Linked DNA regions of Homo sapiens: region 2 is linked to region 1. Evidence: chromatin contacts called from ENCODE POLR2A ChIA-PET data. All regions are on one chromosome and are shown on one strand. The core of a region is the stretch at or near the end of the contact, and the rest is flanking DNA. Distances in the headings are between cores, read along the strand shown.

What was found. ChIA-PET counts read pairs that join two places held with the same protein, here RNA polymerase II (POLR2A).
Region 2: POLR2A ChIA-PET joins it to region 1 with 11 read pairs in activated T-cell. The contact joins two enhancer-like sites. POLR2A ChIA-PET finds 5 or more read pairs at or near these places in 4 of 52 experiments (BJ, Caco-2, PC-3 and 1 more).

What each region holds. Positions count from the first base shown.
Region 1 is chr17:59,668,237-59,674,991 of GRCh38, forward strand. It overlaps CLTC (clathrin heavy chain), which reads left to right. Exons shown (of 32, transcript NM_004859.4): 14 at 541-704; 15 at 5,411-5,536; 16 at 6,465-6,607. Among named protein-coding and RNA genes, the nearest start is that of PTRH2, 36 kb to the right of the region's middle. Within about 2 kb of position 1,262, at least 6 of the 41 ENCODE cell types and tissues checked have a DNase peak (open chromatin) inside an H3K27ac peak, as active enhancers do; they include PC-3, where a contact is called at or near this core.
Region 2 is chr17:59,756,734-59,763,802 of GRCh38, forward strand. The region is part of intron 5 of VMP1 (vacuole membrane protein 1); the gene reads left to right. Among named protein-coding and RNA genes, the nearest start is that of VMP1, 53 kb to the left of the region's middle. Within about 2 kb of position 5,163, at least 7 of the 41 ENCODE cell types and tissues checked have a DNase peak (open chromatin) inside an H3K27ac peak, as active enhancers do; they include PC-3, where a contact is called at or near this core.

The DNA.
Region 1 (6,755 bases), core at 12-2,511:
ACCAGGTATTGGGGTCTTCATTTAAAATTTCCCATATAGGGGCACAATGGTGTATGCCTTTAATAATCCCAGTGCTTTGGGAGGCCAAGTGCTTGGGGCCACAAATTCAAGACCAGCCTGGCTAGCATAGCAAGACACCATCTCTACAAAAATTTTCTTAAAAATTAGCCTGGCATGGTGGCATGCATCTGTAGTTCTAGCTACTTAGGAGGTTGAGGTGGGAGGATTGCTTGAGCCCAGGAGTTTGAGGCTGCAGTGAGCTATGATCGTGCCACTGCACTCCAGCCTGGGTGACAGAGACCTGCCTCAATAAAAAAGAAAAAAAGGAAACATTGGGTTGAATTGTCTATTCTTCAGGATTAAAGTGCAATCCATTTTACTGATCTGATTAATGGAATAGTTAGTATTTTTATCGCGCTTTTTAAGCAACCAACTTATATTTGGGAGTATTCAATATAACAGTTTTTTAATTACATAAATGTTTTTCAGTCATTCTCAAAAGTGTGCCTATGCTTAATTGTAATTACTTGTTTCTTTAAGGTCTCTTTTATTTTCTGGGATCCATTGTTAACTTTAGCCAGGACCCAGATGTGCACTTTAAATATATTCAGGCAGCTTGCAAGACTGGGCAAATCAAAGAAGTAGAAAGAATCTGTAGAGAAAGCAACTGCTACGATCCTGAGCGAGTCAAGAATTTTCTTAAGGTAAGTGGTTTTGAGTAATGTGTTTTCTGGTTGGATTCCAGGTTAGCAGTTCTACAAGGGTTTGGTCATAGTTCAAAAATATTTTTTCCCTAAATGTGAAGTTGTTAGCATTCTTAAGTTGTGTGCTGGATTATTTCTTCCAAACATAATATTCTGTGGTTTCCTTTGAAATACGGAAGGAAATTGGTGAGTAAGAATGACCATCTGTTTAAAAGAAGAAAAAAAAAATAGCACTATTTCAAAGGAATTTCCTTTATTTTAATTTTGGATGGAAAAATTTAGAAAAGTGGTTGTATACTTTCAATGTCATTTTAGAATCATTTAGGCTTTTGAATATTAACATCAGCTTGCTCTTCATACCATTTTGAGGAGCCTCTATTGTAGGCAAAGGGATCTGTTGTCTAAGGAATGTATAGGTTTACCTCTTTCATCAAGTTTGCTCAACTCTAGAAACTAAAATATTGTTATTCATATATAATTCATAAAGGTAAGATCAAACAAAACGCTCAGCTTTGTGACACATTAAATCAGTTAGAGAGGAGTAAGGACCACCTGTGTTGCAGGGAGGAGTAATGGTTGAGAGATTCTGAACTCTAGAACATCCCTAAGGGCAGTTAATTTTGTTTAATGTTTAACTTAGCTTTAGCTTTATTCTTGTAACTGCCAGTTACTTTGTGATGGAAATAAAGCTTTAAAATTGATAGCTATCTATAAAAGGCTAGGAAAACTACAGAACACTTAGATTACTGCTCTCTCACTGCCTATTATGTGTGTGTGTGTACACTATATATATATATAATGATTCCTGAGACTTTATAGAAAGTTCTGAAGTATTTTTTGTCTTGGAAGAATTTTACATTACAAGTAAAACCAAAATGTTTTTGTAGAACACAGTATAGAAAGTAGGCTTTTCCTACTCCCAGATTATCATCATTTGTGTGTGTGGTTGCATTGGCAGATTGTTCTTTTGAAGAATTTACTACCTGGGCTCTAGATTAAATAGCAAAACCCTTAGGGGTTTTAGTGTAATGAAGTAGTCAAAATGTTGAAACTGCTCTACATTTTAGATTAAAAGATACACTTTTCAAAAAAGTATAGCTTTAAAATGTCTTGGCCATCATGAATATTCTGGGTAACCTAGCTGTGCTATGTTTGGACCAAAACTTTCTGGTGTCAAAAAACCCCTCCAAATGAGAAAGATTTGATACTCTGTGCTTGACTAGTGTACCCATACTACTGATTCACTTCCTTCTTTGAGTATCATTACTATTTCCTTTAAAAAAAACAACAACAAAAAAAACTACTACTAGATTCTTTTGGGGGCAGGGGGTGTTGGGTTTTTTTTTTTGTTTTTCTTTTTAAGCTTTTAAGTTCAGGGGTGCGTGGGCAGGTTTGTTATATAGGTAAACTGTGTCATGGGGGTTTGTTGTACAGATTGTTTCGTCATCCAGGTATTAAGCCTACAACCCATTAGTTATTTTTTCTGATCCTCTCCCTCCTCCCATCCTCCACCCTTCAGTAGGCCCCAGTGTCTGTTGTTCCTCTCTGTGTCCATGTGTTCTCATCATTTATCTCCCACTTGCTAGTGAGAACATGCAGTATTTGGTTTTCTGTTCCTGTGTTAATACTACCAGATTCTTAAATGATTTCTTTTTGTTTTTATTGAGCCCTCAGCTTCTATGCTTAAATTGTAACTTCTTTAGCTTTGGATTTTAATATTTGAGTTATATATATATGGAAAGCAAAATGAAATTAGCTATTATTTAATTATCACATTTTTGAGCTTTAAAAAAAATCCTCTAGTAAAGAAATGAAAAACAATCCTCTGGGTACTAGGATGGTACTGCCTTAGGTTTGCATAGCCCATGGGATCTAATCAGATGAAGATTTCCCCTCCACACTTGTGAACTGGGTACAAGCCTGATATAGTAGGGGTGTGGATGTGGATTATGAGCTTTTGAGTCAGTCAGACCTGTTTCAAATTCTACTTAGCCATTGTTTGTTCATTCAGTATATGTCTAGCTGTTACCTCAGGCAAGTTAATGAATATGCCTCAGCCTCAGTTTCTTCAACCATAAGCTATGTTTATTTATCAAGTACCTTGTATACTATAGATGTTTAGGCAGTAACTATTACTGATAAGTGATAAGCCTTGGAAAAAGGTGGAGTCAGCCTAAATGGGATTTCTGTCAGGCAAGTATTTATTTCTCTTTGATATCAATTTGTACTTGACTCTTTGAAGGAATTTACTTCCAGCCAGGATTAGAGGTGAATTTAGGGTCTTACGTCTACATAATTTGACATGGGAGCTCAATACTAAGATGCAACTATCACATTCATCCTCTGATGCCAGTGTTGAGAGTGAACTTATTAGATTCCTTGTTAACCTCCAGTACAGGGTTATGATGCCTCTTATCACTGTTATTAAACTTAATTTTAGAGGTACTAGCTACATGATAATTTACTGGTGTTGTAAGTAAACCCTGTGTCATAAGAAAAATACCCTGACTCTGATCTTGAATATTCAAGTGCCAATTGTGTGTTAGCCACCAGGAATAAAGAGATTGGTAGAACATAACTTCTCCTTTAAGGTACCCTGTGAGCAGGATAAAATTGTGTCATTAGCATCATTTGACTCATGCCCTAAGTTTGTAGAACTGTAAGCTCTCTGTAGAAAGCATATAACTGTTCATCAGACCCATGATCTGCTCCTTGCTACCTTTGATCTTATTTTCTACCTTTCTTTTTTTCTTTCTTTCCTGGTTTAGCTTCAACCACACTGGCCTGCTAGCTATTCCTGGAACTCCCCTAACCTTGTCCTGCCGAAGGGCCTTTGCTTGTGCCCTGTACTACTATTCTCTCATGACCTTCTTTCTCCTTTACCTTCTTTGGGTTTCTGATTGAATGTCAGAAGAGAGGATGTCTCAGGTTGCCTTGTGTAAAATAGAACCCATTCCTACCCCATTTTGCTTGTTTTTCTTTATAACACCACTATGAAACGTCTCCTCCCACTAGAATGTAAGTTCCTTGAGAGAATGGACTCTGCTTCCTTTGTTCCCTGCTGTATCTCCAGTACCTAAGAACAGAGTCTGATACTTGGGTACTCATAAATATTTGTTAAATGAACAAATTTATGTTGAAGAAAACCTCTGACTATGCTAATATAATTTCAAGTTTGATCTTAAAATCTTTAACCATTATAACTGGAGGTTAATTAAACATTTAGTAAGTAATTTAATATTATTAAAATGTTAACATTTCTACCATGTATAAAATCATGTGCAAATTTTAGCAATCAAGAAAATAACCTAGATTTTGTCTACTTTTTAAATCTGAAATTTTCTTTTGGAATACAGTTAGTATTCCACAAAAGTGGAATTATTTGCCACAGAAATTTTAACACCTATGCATGAAAACAGAATAAGTAATCCTAGATTATCTGTAAGTGATAAAGATAACAAAAATATTTTATATGTGTATAGGTAAGATGACTAGTGTGTTGATCCATACTTTTTTGATGTTCATTTAGTAGGAAAAACATGACATACTAAAATTTTTACATAGATAGATGCAGACAGATTCTAGAAATGATCGTAACAGCTATTAGTGCAGAGTTTCCATGGTGTTAAACAATACTTATTTTAGAAAACCTTCCTTAATGTGGAAAATCTGCAGCTTTACAGACATTTTTATTTTTTAATTTAGGATGGCTATATTAAAATTAAGATTTACCTTGGTGTTCTTGGGACACTTCATAGACTAGTCTTCGTATTATTTATAATCGAGTAACTAATATCCCCTAGTCTCAGGAGCCATTTAATTCTAACCTTGAAAATAATGTTCTTAGTGGCCATCACTGGGGAAAGTTCTACCCTACTTAGTTCTGCTTCCCTAGTAGACTGTGTTAGAGGAATCATTTATTGAGGAATGTTTCACTGTGTATAAATGAATTCCTGATGGAAACTGTTGTTTTTTGTGCTCTACCTTATGTCTGTGGAATGTAACAGGACATGTATCAGGTAAATGCCCAGTACAGGTTTTACTTACCTGTCTATAACATCTTCTATGTCAGTCTATAAGTAGGATTGTAGTTTGGTATCTGTAATGGAATGATAAAAGCAGTTGGCAATTTAAAGATATCTTTTCTTTAAATGCTGGGTTTTTTTTTTTGTAGGGGGTGGGTTTTCTTATGGCCACATGTGGTCACCATCATGCTGCTCCTTGTAGGCTTTGTTATAATAGAGTATTAGAGGCTGGTTGTATAGATTGGATGTGGGGAGGGATAGAAAATCATTAGTTTGAAACAAATGTAAGCCATTTATGCCATATGTTTGACAATGTGACTATAGTTATTAAGTTGATTTTAAATACGGTAGAAGTGTTATTACCAGTGAAAGTCCCAGTATGGTGAATTTATCATCTGAGAGCCACTGGCTCAGGTATCTTAATTTGTTACTCTTGTTTTTTGGTAAAGGGTGTGTATGGGAAAGACTTGGTATCTTGCTGTGTGAATCTAAGTATTGCTTAGTAAAAATTTACTGAAACTGGGATGTACACACTCAACTATTGGGACATTCTTTCTTTAACAGAAGAGCTATGTTTGTGTGAGCCTCTCTTGTTAGCGTAGAACAAATTCTCATATGTTACACAGATTTGATACCTCATAGAAGAAATTTAAAGTTTCCTTTTGTTTGTCTTTTTTTCAGGAAGCAAAACTAACAGATCAGCTACCACTTATCATTGTGTGTGATCGATTTGACTTTGTCCATGATTTGGTGCTCTATTTATATAGAAATAATCTTCAAAAGTATATAGAGATATATGTACAGAAGGTAAGTAATATGTAGGTAATGTAAAGGTATAATCTTACTATAGATTTTATTTCTCATATTCTGGAAATCCTTTTGAAACTCTGTGCTCAATAAGAGTGGTCTGCAGCTTTTAACGTGGGATTTTTTGTTTTTGTTTTTGTTTTGGAGACAGGGTCTTGCTCTGTCACCCATGCTGGAATACAGTGGCACAATCACAGCTCACTCTAACCTTAAACTCCTGGGCTCAAGCAGTCCTCCTGCCTTAGCCTCCAAGTATCTGGGACTGCAGGTGCATACTACCATGCCCAGCCTGCTTTTAATACTTTTTCCCCAGCAGAATCCTTTCTTGGAATAAAATTCTACGTGCTTCCCTAGCAAGCCGACTCAGGGAAGGGGGAAAAAAAAAACATGCATGCCAAGTGTGTAAAATATAAGAATAGAACTGCTATTATTGAAAAAGTTGGGTGGCCTAGGGCCTTACTAACTTGATAGACCCTGAGGTATCCATGTAGACTCCAAAGCAGAGTTTTCAAACCATCTTAAATACAGATATTAGATAATTCACCTTCTAACTGTAGAAACAGGCAGTATTGCTATAATGGGAGCCTTTTTATTAGACAGTCTTGCATAGTCATCTTTGACTGTATCTTCTTTGGACTTATTTATCATATGGAACAATGTTTCGGTAACTAACCAAACCGGTAGAGACAGAATATAGTATATGTGCTTTCAATACTTATTAAACCATGAAGTCTTGTTTTTAGCTGGACTTCCTGCTAAATTCCTCTATCTAGTTGCAAATTTAGACCCTCAGTTTATTACTGAATTTAAAAACTGAACTTAAAGAAAAAAAAACTGAGCTTAAAAGCGATAGAGATAAATGCTTTTTTAAAATTCCTCTTTGCTTTTAATAACATAATAACATTCTTCTACTTCTTTTTAACCACAGGTGAATCCAAGTCGACTTCCTGTAGTTATTGGAGGATTACTTGATGTTGACTGTTCTGAAGATGTCATAAAAAACTTGATTCTTGTTGTAAGAGGTCAATTCTCTACTGATGAGCTTGTTGCTGAGGTTGAAAAAAGAAACAGGTGTAGTACCATTTTAACAGGGATAAGTTACTCTTTCTTAACATGGCAATAGATAAAAATATAGGTAGTCATTTGTTCCAAAGCTACTAAATAACACATGGAGAATAATTTCCTGAAGACACCTAACATAGAGGTGATAAGCTAGCTA
Region 2 (7,069 bases), core at 3,913-6,412, 92 kb after region 1:
CTCGGTTGATAAGTATACTTGCCTGAATTAGGCTAATAATTAATATGAACATTTTAGGTCTTTCGTTTTTAAAAGATATCTCTGTAAGACAGGACCCTAAAGTAAACCCAACAGTATTCTGTCTCTGGTCTTTTGGATGGTATACTGTTTTTCTTGATGAAACATAGACATGAGTATAACCTTTTCAGTCCTTTAAATGCTACAAAGTGTGTGAAGAAGGTACAATTATAGTAAATCATGAGCCGCTGTAGTATAAATCCAGAAAACTTGAAAAGTTCAAAATCCAGAAAATGTTTTACTTAATATTAAGCAGCAGTGTACATACTGATTTATCATTTTACTAATATGATTTTTTCACAAATTCAAGTATGAATATATTCACCCCTTTCTTACTATGACCCTAATTAGTGTTTGTGGCACAAGGATTTCTTTCTCTGGGCTTAACATAGATACTATATTATTATCAGAAAACTACTTAAAACTCTTCACTACCAGATTAGGATGGAGATAGATAGATAGATAGATAGATAGATAGATAGATAGATAGATAGATAGATAGATGTGGTTTTGTATAATTTTACCCTTCTAGGACAATTTTTTTTGAATTCTAAGTTTCTCTTAATTAGAAGAACTAGTAGTGTATTGTTATTCTTAAAGCTAGAGTAAAAATTGATTACATAGAATTAGTTTGGTTTTTTTCTAATCACTAAAACTTTTCTAATCACTAAAACTCATGAAAGAATGTAAATCATGGAAATGTAACTTTTTAAACTTATGTAAAAAGAGTTTTTAAAAGATAAAATATCTTTTTCCACAGACAAGTACCTACATCTGCTCTTACTAGAAATCTTACCCTTTCATCTAAGTATAGTTTGCTCTCACCCAGACATACTCCTGCCTGGCCAAGCACTACATCTTTTATCCTGGACAAGGCAAAATTATTCCATTACCAATCTTTGGAAAATATAATGTAATACAGCTCATGAGACTAGATATATGGAACTCTGAAATGAAGCAAATCCAGATGTCCAATATGTTGCAAATAACCAAGCTATCTTGTTGATTTAACTTCGTCTAGAATAACTATACTGAGTTACCAAAAATAAAACAGACCTTTATTTGCCACTTTTTTTTTTTTTTTTTTTTTTTTTAAGACAGGGTCTCATTCTGTCACAGTGGCGTGATCTCAGCTCACAGCAACCTTGAACTCCCAGGCTCAAGCAATCCTTCCACTTCACTGGGACTACAGGTGCACACCACCATACCCAGCTAATTTTTTGTTTTGTTTTGAGAGAGAGGGTCTCTCCATGTTACCCAGGCTGGTCTCAAAACTCCTGGGCTCCAGTGAGTGTCCCGCCTCAGCCTCCCAAAGTGCTGAGAATACAGACATGAGCCACCCTGCCTTGCCTATTTGCCACTTTAAGATGTACTCCCTGTATTGATCTTTACCTTGCCACATGTCACATCCTTTTAAATGTGTTCACACTCATTTTATAGCACAGCAGATGGTCTGTCTTGGCAAATATTCCATGTGTACTTGAAAATAATATATATTTGGCTCTTGCTGGGTGGTATTTTCTATGTTATTCAAATCTTCTGTGTCCATACAATTATCAGTGTAGTTGTTCTATCAATTAATGAAATATAGATGTTGACGTTTTCAACTATGTATGTGCCAGGCATGGTGGCTCACCTCTAATCCCAGTACTTTGGGAGGCCAAGGCAGGAGGATCCCTTGAACTGAGTTTGAGACCAGCCTGGACAACATAGGCAGACCCTGTCTCTACAAAAAATAGAAAAATTAGATGGGGCCAGGTGTGGTGGCTCACACCAGTAATCCCAGCACTTTGGGAGGCCTTGTTGGGAGAATCTCTTGAGCCCAGGAGTTTGAGACTAGCCTGGGCAACATAGGGGGACCCATCTCTAAAAATAACAAAAAAAAAATTATCTGGGCCAGGTGCGCCGGCTCACACCTGTAATGCCAGCACTTTGGGAGGTGTTGGTAGGAGGATCCCCTGAGCCTAGGAGTTTAAGCAACACAGGGAGACCTGTCTACAAATAATGAAAAAAAATTAGCTGGGCTGGGCACTCTGGCTTACACCTGTAATCCCAGCACTTTGAGAGACTGAGGTGGGTAGATCACTTGAGCCCAAGAGTTAGAGACCAGCCTGGGCAACAGGCAAAACCCCACCTCTACAAAAAATTAGCCAGGCGTGGTGGTGTACACCTGTAGTCCCAGCTACCCAGGAGGCTGAGGTGGGAAGATCACCAGAACTCTAGAGGTTGAGGCTGCAGTGAGCCAAGATCTTGCCACTGCACTCCAGTTTGGGTGATGGAATGAGAGACCCTGTCTCAACAACAACAACAACAAAATTAGTTGGTTGTGGTATCTTGCGCCAGCAGTCCCAGTTGGGTGGATCACCTGAGGTCAGGAGTTCAAAACCAGCCTGACCAACATGGTGAAACCACATCTCTACCAAAAATACAAAAATTAGCTGGGTGTGGTGGCGGGTGCCTGTAACCCCAGCTACTTGGGAGGCTGAGGCAGGAGAATTGCTTGAACCCCAGAGGCGAAGGTTGCAGTGAGCCAGGATCGTGCCATTGCACTCCAGCCTGGGCAACAGAGTGAGACTCTGTCTCAAAAAAAATAAAATAAAGAAATTTCTAGCTATAATTGGGGATTTGTTCATTTCTGTGTTCTGTCAGTTTTTGCTTTATGTATTTTCACACTCTGTTATTGGTTGTATACACATTTAGAATTGGTCTGACTTCCTGAGAATTAGACCTTTTATCATTTGTTCCTATGAATCTCTGTTAATATTCTTTGTCATTAAATCTACTTTGTCTAATATCAATTTAGCTACTTTATCTTTTTTATGGATTTTTTAAATGGTTTTTCTTTTCCCATTTCTTTACTCTTTCTTTTCTGGGTTCTTAATATTTAAAGTGGGTTTCTTATAGACAGCGTGTACTAATCCAGTGTGACAGTGTCTGCCTGAATTTATACATTTGGTCCATTTGCAATTAATGTAGTTATCAATATGATTGGGTTTAAGTCTACCCTCAAACTGTTTGTCATATCTAATTTTTCATTCCTTTTTCTTTTTTCTCTGCCTTCTTTTGGACTGAGGATTTTTTTGTTTTGTTTTGTTTTGTTTTGTTTTTTGGTGTTTTTTTTTTTTTTTTTTTTGGTATTGAATTTATTTGCTTGTTTGTTCTACTTCTTTTAAAATTTTTAGTGGTATAGCTAGGTGTAGTGATGCATGCCTGTGGTCCCAGCTACTCGGGAGGCTGAGGTAGAATCTCATGAGCCTGGGCAGTCAAGACTCCACTGAGCTGTGATCACACTACTGCCCTCCAGCCTGGGCAACAGGGTAGGACCCTTTCTCAAAAAAAAAAAAGAAAAAAAAAATTAGTGGTTGTCCTAAGGTTTGCAATATGCTCCATTAACTTACAGGGTGAACAATGAAGTATTGTTTTCTCATTTTGTATAAAATATAACAACCTTATAATAGTGTTCTTCATTTCCTCCTCCCATAATTTATAATTTATGCTTTAGTTGTCATACATTTTACTTCTTGTATATTTTACTTCCTCATATGTCGTAAATCCACAGTACTGTTTTGAAATATATTTTTTTGAAATATATTTTCCCTAGCTCCCAGATTCACAGGTATTTTTTTCTTTGACATTTTAAAGAAGTAATTCTGATGTCCTGTGGTTTGCATTATTTCTGATGAAAAGTCTGACCTATTTTTCCCTGTAGATGTTTTATTTTTATCTACTCTATTGTTTTTAAGACTTTTCCTCTTGTCATTGAATTATAGCAATTTCATTATGACATGATTGTGATGATTTTTAGCAGTTTGATTATGTTTTATTTTCTATTTTCTTTTTTCTTTTTTTGAGATGGCATCTTGCTCTGACGTCAGGCTGGAGTGCAGTGGCGCAATCTCGGCTCACTGCAATCTCCGCCTCCCGGATTCAAGCCATTCCCCTGCCTCAGCCTCCCGAGTAGCTGGGATTACAGGTGCGCACCACCATACCCAGCTAATTTTTGTATTTTTAGTAGGGATGGGGTTTCACCATGTTAGCCAGGATGGTCTCAATCTCCTGACCTCATGATCCACCCACCTTGGCCTCCCAAAGCGCTGGGATTACAGGCGTGAGCCACCATGCCCGGCCTATATGTTTTCTTTTCTTTTCTTTTTTGTGCTGGCATGCAGTGTTGAGATCTCAGCTCACCGCACCCTCTGCCTCCTGGGTTCAAGCGATTCTCCTGCCCCAGCCTCCCCAGTAGCTGGGATTATAGGCACTTGCCACCATGCCCGGCTAATTTTTTGTATTTTTAGTAGAGACAGGTTTCACCATGTTGGCCAGGCTAGTCTCGAACTCCTGACCTCATGATCCACCCACCTTGGCCTCCCAAAGTGCTGGGATTACAGGCGTGAGCCACCGCACCCAGCCCATGTGTTTTATTTTCTTTGTGTCGATCCTGACTGGATTTGTTCAGTTTCTTAAGTCTGTGGATTGATACTTTTCATCAAATCTGGGTCTGTTTCTATTGAGCAATATTTCTTTTGGTTATGAGTTATAATTTGCTGCTTCGCATATCTAGTAATATTATATTGAGTGCTAGTAATTTTTAATTGAATGCTAGATATGTAGTATTAAATTGTTGATTGTATGGATTTTGTCTTCCACTATAGAACATTGATGTGGGGGGAGGGTGAAGGGGACAATTAAGTTACCTGTGGATCAGCTTGATCTTTTTAAGACTTGTTTTAAACCCTGTTAGGGTCAGACTAGAGTAGCTTTCACCTTAGGACCAGAAGGAAAGGTCGTACCTACCCAGGCATGACCTTTCTGGGTTGAATGCTGAGTCTCTCTACTCTAGCTGGTTGATCACAAATGTTTCCCAGGCCTGTGTGAACTCTGGGAATTGGTCAGTTTACAAATCCCCAGTAATTATTCTTTTCCCAGTAGTTCTTGTAGTTCTTTGCCTGGACTTGTGGTCTCACCTTAGCATGCAATGCAGCTTTGTGTGCCAGAGTCTGAAGGGGACCCCTGTGCAGATTTCTAGAGTTCCTTCTCTGTGTAGCTTTCTCTTTTCTGGTATACTGCCTCATAAATTCTGACTGCCTCAGCCTTCTTGAATCCTGAACTCGTGAACCCCAATCTCATTCTCAACTCGGCAGGAGCAACATGCTTTGTTTGGGCTCTTGCTCTTTTGACCATGGAATTTTTGGCAGGCATGGAATGTGTCTACAGACAAGAAGCCAGAGTCAATGTATGGTTTCTTCATTTTTATCCCTTCTCTTAGTAATCAAAGCCCTGTACTGCCTGTAGTACAATGTCTAAAAAGAATTGTCCCATATATTTTGTCCAGTTTTCTAATTGTTTGCTATAGAAATGAAAGTCTAGTATCCGTTACTTCATCCGCCGTGAGACAGAAAACCTTCAGCCATAGACCAGGATCCCTAACCCATGCTCCCACAAGAGTTGGAACCTGCTGCTCAGTAAATATATAAATTTTATATCCTGTGGCAGGTTTTATCCAGTTAGGCTTTTCAATTAATACTATAGCTGTTTGGGTCTTTACCCTCTTGTTTCTTTGTTTAGTATGGTTAAAAATGTGACTCATATTTGCTACATTGTAGTGAGACTTGTAGTTTTTAGAAAATATACTTTAAAAGTAGTTTGAATTATGTGTAACTTTTAAAACTTTTAATCAAAAATTTTTTTATTTGAATTTTTCATATAAACATATTTTTTCATTCAAATCGGTTATATTTAAAAACCATTAAGCTAAAATGTTGAATAGAACTTGTGAGGTTTCCTATCACTTAATATAGTTTAAACTATGAACAAAGGACAAGAAACTGAGTTGTTAATGTTCATTTTGTCTGGGAACCACCACATCTGCCTCAAAGGCTGAGTAATCATGACTTACTAGTGTGGTTATGGAAAATATATGTCAGTTTAGTTGAGTGAATGAACAGACTTCTTTAGAAGAAAGAATTCTCAAATCAGAGACTTGAAAAAACATTCTCAAATCAGATTGTTGAAAATTTCCCTTTTCAGAATAACTAAAAATGAAAACTATAAAGAACTTTTATTTTATTGGATAATGTGTTTAATCTGTTAGGATACATTTTTTATATTTCTGGAATGCAAATATAGCTTTTTCTTTCCTATCTATCCCAGAAATCTCATTATTTTAGCTCCCAGAGCAATTTATTTTTGTTCACTTGAAATTCATTTCTAACTTTAGCTGTAGACTACCTGTAGCCAAAGAGGACAGTAACATGGGGACAGCATGGACAAACTCTTAAATTTTCTTCTTTTTCACTTATTGGCATTCATATGTCTCTTTTGTGTTTTCTAATAGTAAAGGTGGAAGTTACAGCTGATTTCTTCTTTTTTTTTTAATTATGTCTGATAGCTATAATTGTATGAGGAGAAATGTTTCACAAACTATGCAGTTATTCTGAATATCACAAACTTTGGGGTTTTTTTGTAGTATCACAAAATAATTCTTTTTTCCCCCAAGTGTGAAATCTCTTGTGTGCACCTGGCATTTAAAGAAATGATTGTAGATTTCATGGTTAATCATAAGTTTTCAAAAACCTAAGTAGTCAAAGTATTTTCAAAATCTTATATAATTATTTTAATACTTTAATATTTCTGCATTTCCAAGAATTAAAAGTCCCCAAAAAGAGGAACAAAGGCTAAAACTTCACATCGATTTTTTTGATCCAGAAAAAACTAATAATTAACTGATTCAGTTCCAAGGATTTCATTTTTTAGGTATTATTTTAACAGAAAATGCCGATTCTATTTAGAGATAAATATCACATATGTGTGAACAACTTTGTATATTAACATCAAACAAAATTTTATTATCTTGATAGTAGAATGTCTTAGTTTTATTTTTATCACTAGATTTTATGTACTTTGAACCACAGATTCTTTCATCAAGTGATCTTAAAATACTTTCTTATACACAGAGCCCACTTACTTTTCTGTGGGACTGTCTCATTTATGAAAAATCATTGGAGAAATCTTT